Linked DNA regions of Homo sapiens: region 2 is linked to region 1. A link is a loop called in an ENCODE intact Hi-C map of the cell type or tissue named here. Cell type or tissue: ascending aorta. All regions are shown on one strand. Links, peaks and the distances in the headings refer to the core of each region. The heading gives the core; the rest is flanking DNA.

What was found. Hi-C counts contacts between places; a loop is a spot of excess contacts. Peaks named below come from ENCODE experiments on the same cell type or tissue, not always from the same donor. Only the 100,000 strongest peaks of a DNase experiment are listed, where the experiment ranks them.
Region 2: a loop joins it to region 1, with 2.1 times the contacts of the local background. A loop is called at or near these places in 7 of 110 quality-filtered maps.

The regions. Positions count from the first base shown.
Region 1 is chr1:210,399,354-210,402,389 of GRCh38, reverse strand. It overlaps HHAT (hedgehog acyltransferase), which reads right to left. Exons shown (of 12, transcript NM_018194.6): 5 at 1,728-1,922. Among named protein-coding and RNA genes, the nearest start is that of HHAT, 72 kb to the right of the region's middle. In ascending aorta, for the core only: a CTCF peak has its summit at 1,601; a DNase peak (open chromatin) is centred at 1,599.
Region 2 is chr1:210,345,632-210,348,399 of GRCh38, reverse strand. The region is part of intron 1 of HHAT (hedgehog acyltransferase); the gene reads right to left. Among named protein-coding and RNA genes, the nearest start is that of HHAT, 18 kb to the right of the region's middle. In ascending aorta, for the core only: no CTCF peak of the experiment used is centred there; a DNase peak (open chromatin) is centred at 1,189; H3K27ac peaks cover 2,028 bases.

The sequences.
Region 1 (3,036 bases), core at 293-2,792:
AAAAACAGCTCCTGCCAGTTGGGCAGTGTTTGGGAACCGGGCTAGGAAGGAGAAGGTCGATGAAGGTGGGAAACATCAATGGTCCTGCCCTGGGCATATGACCCCTGATGTTTTCCAAGCTGCGCAACTCTCAGGCTGGCTGTTCTCAGAGTCAACTGGCCCCAAAAGTGAAGGGCTCTGAAGCTGAGTGCCCAGAACCAGACCCTGGAGCTGGGGCCTTGGACTTGTGTTCTTGCCATGCATTTCTCCTTAAAAGAAAGCTCCCACTTCTGGATGGTTGAGAGTTCCACACAGACTCTGCCTTTACTCCCCTGCAGCCACAGACCTTGGCAGCTCCAACTTGAACATGTAAAGGGTGTATTCAACAGACAAGTGAGAGAAGGAACCTCACACAGCCTGAGTGGGCCTGAGATAGGCTGAGGGGCCTAAGCTTCAATTGCATAAGCAGGGCTAGGTCACTCCAGTTACCAAAGACAGAAACAGATAGTCCAGAGCCGTCCAGGGGATGCTAGCCACTGCCCAGGAGATGATCAGAGAACACACAACAGAAATCAGAAAATGTAGTACAAGAAGAATTTGCTGATAGGTGCAATCGCCTCAGCAAGGCACAGGAAACTCAACTCAGAAGGCAGTCTGTCTGTCATCCACCAATTCTCTGGGTCAAGTCTGATGTGCACTCATAAAGTAAAAATGCACTGTTATTGTGACTGAGAAAAAAAATAAAGCTAAAAGGTAAGTGCCTATAAAATAAGATTTTACTAATGCAAACAAAAGCCCTAAAGAAGTGAGGTTTGAGCCCAGTGTCCTCCTCTATTAGCACCAACAATGGATAGGTGGTTGAGTCTGTCAAAATGCCTCTGGGTTTACAGAAATGAAAGCTTGGTCTGTGCCCTTCGGGGCTAAACACTTTGTTTTCACTACCTAAATTGAAAGAGCTTCCACTGGGTCACATGAGTAGATAATAAATATGTTCCTGGCCGGGCACAATGGCTTATACCTGTAATCCCAGCACTTTGGGGAGGCCAAGGTGGGCAGATCACATGAAGCCAGGAGTTTGAGGCCAGCCCGGCCAACATGGTGAAACCCCATCTCTACTAAAAATACAAAAATTAACTGGGTATGGTGGCAGGTACCTATATCCCACCCACTCGGTTGACTGAGGCACGAGAATCGCTTGAACCCAGGAGGCGGAGGTTGCAGTGAACCAAGATCGCACCACTGCACTTCAGCCCTGGGTGACAGAGCAAGACTCCGTCTCTACAAATGAATAAATAAATCTGTTCCATCAACTAGGAAGAAGAAAAAGACCTGACTTACCACCACAGGGCCATTGTGGCCATCAGATGAGTTGAGTGATGTGTGCATTCCCTATAAATTGTAGGGCACTCTCCAGATGTTTTTTAGTAAATCATCTGTTTGTTTCTTCTCTCTTTGTTCCTGACCCTCTGGCCCTGTGACATCTGGCACCCCACATGCCCACCTAAACTGGGAGAGATGGTACAGGGCCAGCCCTGGGCAATCTCACAGGGCTAAAACACAGCCAGGAATGATAGGATTGCAGAATGCACCACTAGGGTTCACTTGTAGCAACCCTGTACGGCCACTATGGGGAGCCCCATCACAGTTCTACAATCATCTCTTGTCTGAAAACCAAGGTGTCTACTGGGATCAAGGCAAAGCCAAAGGGGCCTTCTCTGGATTCCCAATGGTAACAGGAAAACACTTACCTTAACTTCTTCCACACCCTGCAGCCTCAGTGTGGAGAGGAGGAGGAGAGAACAGAGCCACGTCAGGAGCTGAGACCGGAACTGGGCCACGCAGAAAGAGATGGTGGTATGGAGCAAAACCATAGCCACACCAGGGGTCCCCAGCACACACCAGCAGGCCCACATCCCATAGAGCATGAGAATCCAGGGTCTGTGCTGCAAATGGTGGGGCCCATCCAGAGAGAGACAGGGAGGAAGAGGGGAGGGAGGAAAATAAACAGAAGTGAGCTCATGGAAGTGATATTGAAGGTTCTACATGTAAGAGGATCACGTTTAATTACCCAATAAAGAAACTCTTATCACTGCCCTGGGAATTTTGGTACAACACAGACAAACAAGATTCAGAGGGACTTTCCACATTAACCCCCAGAGTCCCATCAGCTCCACCCAGAAGCAAGTAACCACTCTCCTGCCTTCAACCAAAGCCACCCAGACCCCTGGGTCACACAACAATAAGATATTGGATTGACTTTTCAACAGACACAATGGAAGCCAGAAGACAGCTGGAAAAATGCCAACTGGACCACATCCCACATACAGCATCCTTCAGAAGTGAAGGTGAGAGAAAGTATTAGTACACATTTCTAGGAAGACCTATTAAGAAAACTGGGCCATCCAAACCACAAAAGACTTTCCAAAGTCTAAGCCAGAGATTTTAAATATGTAGGGTTTTTTTGCATTTTTGATTTTTTGCATATTGATTAGTCAAATTTATGTCATAGAAAAATTGCATCTTACCTGCTTTATGAGCTATTGAGGACTTTGCATAGTCTACCTGATTGATACATTTATTCCCATTTTAGGAGAATCACAGATTTTTATCTAATCATCAACTAATTTATAGTTATCACATTGAATAAGTAGATGAATTAACATGTCTTTGCTTTATGATATAACCTTGGTCAGACCTGATGGGGAAATCCTTAAAAACCACAATGTTTTAACTTTGAGACGCAAGGTATCATTGTGGTTTAATGATTCAAGCTTTGAAGTCTAACTGCCTAAATTCAAATGCTGGTGTCTCATAACTACCTGTGTGACCTGAGGCAAATGACTCCATCTCTGTGGATTCATTTCTTCATATATAAAACTGGGATATCCCAGCACTTTGGGAGGCCGAGGCAGGTGCATCACCTGAGGTCAGGAGTTCAAGACCAGCCTGACCAACATGGCAAAACCCCATCTCTACTAAAAATACAAAAATTAGCCAGGTATGGTAGGTGACTGTAATCCCAACTACCCGGGAGGCTGAGGCAGGAGAATCCCTGGA
Region 2 (2,768 bases), core at 1-2,500, 54 kb after region 1:
GCCAGGCATGGTGGCTCATGCCTGTAATCCTAACACTTTGGGAGGCCAAGATGGGAGGATCACTTGAGGCCAGGAGTTCGAGACCAGCCTGGGCAACATAGCCAGATCCCCTCTCTAAAAGCAATAATAAAATAAAAACTTAAAATCAGCTGTCTGCCATGCATCTATGCACTTTATTTATGTATTTTTGGAGACAGGGTCTATGTTTCCCAGGCTGATCTTGATTTCCTGGCCTCAAGTGATCCTCCCACCTCAGCCTCCTGAGTAGCTGGGTTTATAGGCACAAGCCACTGTGCCAGGCCTCATCTGTACATTTCTTAAAGGGCAGTTAATGACATAATCACAGACATCTGTGACAGACACTGCTTGTTACCCACCGCCCCTCACTACCCCTTTTCAGAATTCAGTCTCTCTTCTTACACATCAATTAAAATTTCCTCTGGACACCAACACTACACTGTAGCTAAGTGTGGACACCTGAATAGCTCCATTCAAAAGGGTGTGAGTGAAGGGACATGGCTGTGGCCATCTCTTTCTTTCCCTCCCTTTCCTGTTGAACAGAATTGGAACAGCCTCCGTGGATGAAGAGGTGAAAGCCACATGGACAAGACAGAGGCCTCTCAGTCCCCAAATCCAGGTACCACCCCCAAGCCCCAAAGTGCCCCAGACTACTTAGATCTAGACTGTTACAGGAAAGAGAAATGCATTTCTAGGTTGTTTAAGCCTCTCCTATTCTAGATCTCTCCATCATGGCAGCCATGACTATACTCTAAGTAATAGAGAAGGTATAGGAAAGTTAGGTCCTAAAATTCAGCAAATTAAATGATTCCAAATGTTCCAAGTAACAAAGAGTTCACTAAATTTAAACGCATTTATGGCCTTTACTGCTTTATTTAAACCTCTCAAGTATGTCTCATTGTGGATGCCAAAATAAGAGCAAAATTTTAAGCAGCACCTCCCACCAACCCCACCAAGTACTTCTAACATGTGACAGTCATGCCAAACCCCAGAATTCACACATTATCTCATTTTGTTTTCACAACAGCCTGGTGAAGTAGGTGGAAGTGGAACAGGGGAGGTAGGCATTTTATAGATGACAAATGTGATGAGGTCACAGAGCCAGAAATAACTGAGCCAGAGCAAAAAAGCAAATACTGCATGATCTCACTTATATGTGAAACCTAAAAAAAGTCAAACTCACAGAAGTGGTTGCCAGGGGCTGGGGCGGGGGAAGTGGGGAAGATGTTGGTTAAAAGATGTTGGACAGGATGAATAAATTCTGAGGATCTATTATACAGCATGGTGATTATAGTTAACAATAATGTATTATATTCTTGAAAAGTGCTAAGAGTAGATCTTAAATGTTCTCACCATAAAATGATAAGCAGGTAAGGTGATGGGTATGTTAATTACCTTGATTTAATCATCTCACAATGTATAGCTAGACATCACATTGTACACCATAAATATGTACAATTTTTGTCTAAATATGTGAGTAAACAAATAAGTAAATAACTGAGCCAAGGCTCAAAGCCAAGTCTTTGGACCCAGGCCCCTGCCCCTCCACTCTGCCATGGCCAATCCCATTAATGCCAGTGTACAGTTACTCAGACTTAGAGCCTGGCTTAGAATCTGCCGCACACACAAACTCCTTTCTTCAGACCACTGGGAGACAGAGCAGGAAGGGAAATAAACTTCAGCCTTGATAAACCACGATTTCAGAAATAAGCAGTCTTGCACCCAGAGTGCCCCATTTCGTTACCTAAAAGTCACCCAGAAAGTTTGGTCTGGACTTTTCCTGCAACCTAAGAGATCCAGAAGCAATCATTCATGCTTTAAAACACAAGCCTAAGCCCTAGTATTTCAACAACACTTTCTCAAGTTCCTTACTATTTTTCAGAACTGCTTCTAGCTTTATCCATTTCTATTCACAATTTATTTTTAAATACTTTCATCTTTAGAATAACAAGACTCCTTTCTGGAACTTTTCAGGAATTTGGTAGTCTTCCCTTTAGTGGGAAGGTAATTTTAACTTCTTGGCTTATAATTTAATGTCTCGCCTGTCAAAAGATGTTGGTATTACATCGGATGACCTCTTTGCCTCATGAAGAATCTGATTAGCAAAAAGCTGATCTCCTAATTGGGCGACTGAAATTTGAACACAAATGATCTTGTAGACTGAATGAAAGTTTTAGAAGGCCTGCCATTAGATGCTTTTCAGGGACATTCTATCTGAGACAATCCTCCTGCATTAAGGATTTAATCCTCAGGGAACTAGAAAATTCGGTTTAATAATTTTTCATTTTGGTGCTGCTTTTTTTTTTTTTTTCTTCCTGGAGACAGGGTCTTGCTCTGTTGCCCAAGCAGGAGTGCAGTGGCATGATCTCAGCTCGCTGCAGCCTCAACTTCCCAGGCTCAAGCAATTCTCCTGCCTCAGCCTCCTGAGTAGCTGGGATTACAGGCATGCACCACAATGCCAGGCTAGTTTTTTATTGTTGTTGTTGCCCAGGTTGGTCTCAAACTCCTAAGCTCAGGAGATCCGCCCACCGTGGCCTCCCAAAGTGCTAGGATTACAGGCGTGAGCCACTGCACCCAGCTTAGTGCTGCTCTTAGCTGGATTGTACAGTGAGTCCTTACTGAACATCACCAGTAGGGTCTTGGAAATTGTAACTTTAAACAAAACAATGTATAATGCTACTAATTTTACAATAGGCTAATTGATATAAGCAAAAAGTAAGTTCCTACTGCATATTTCTGGTCACAAAAAC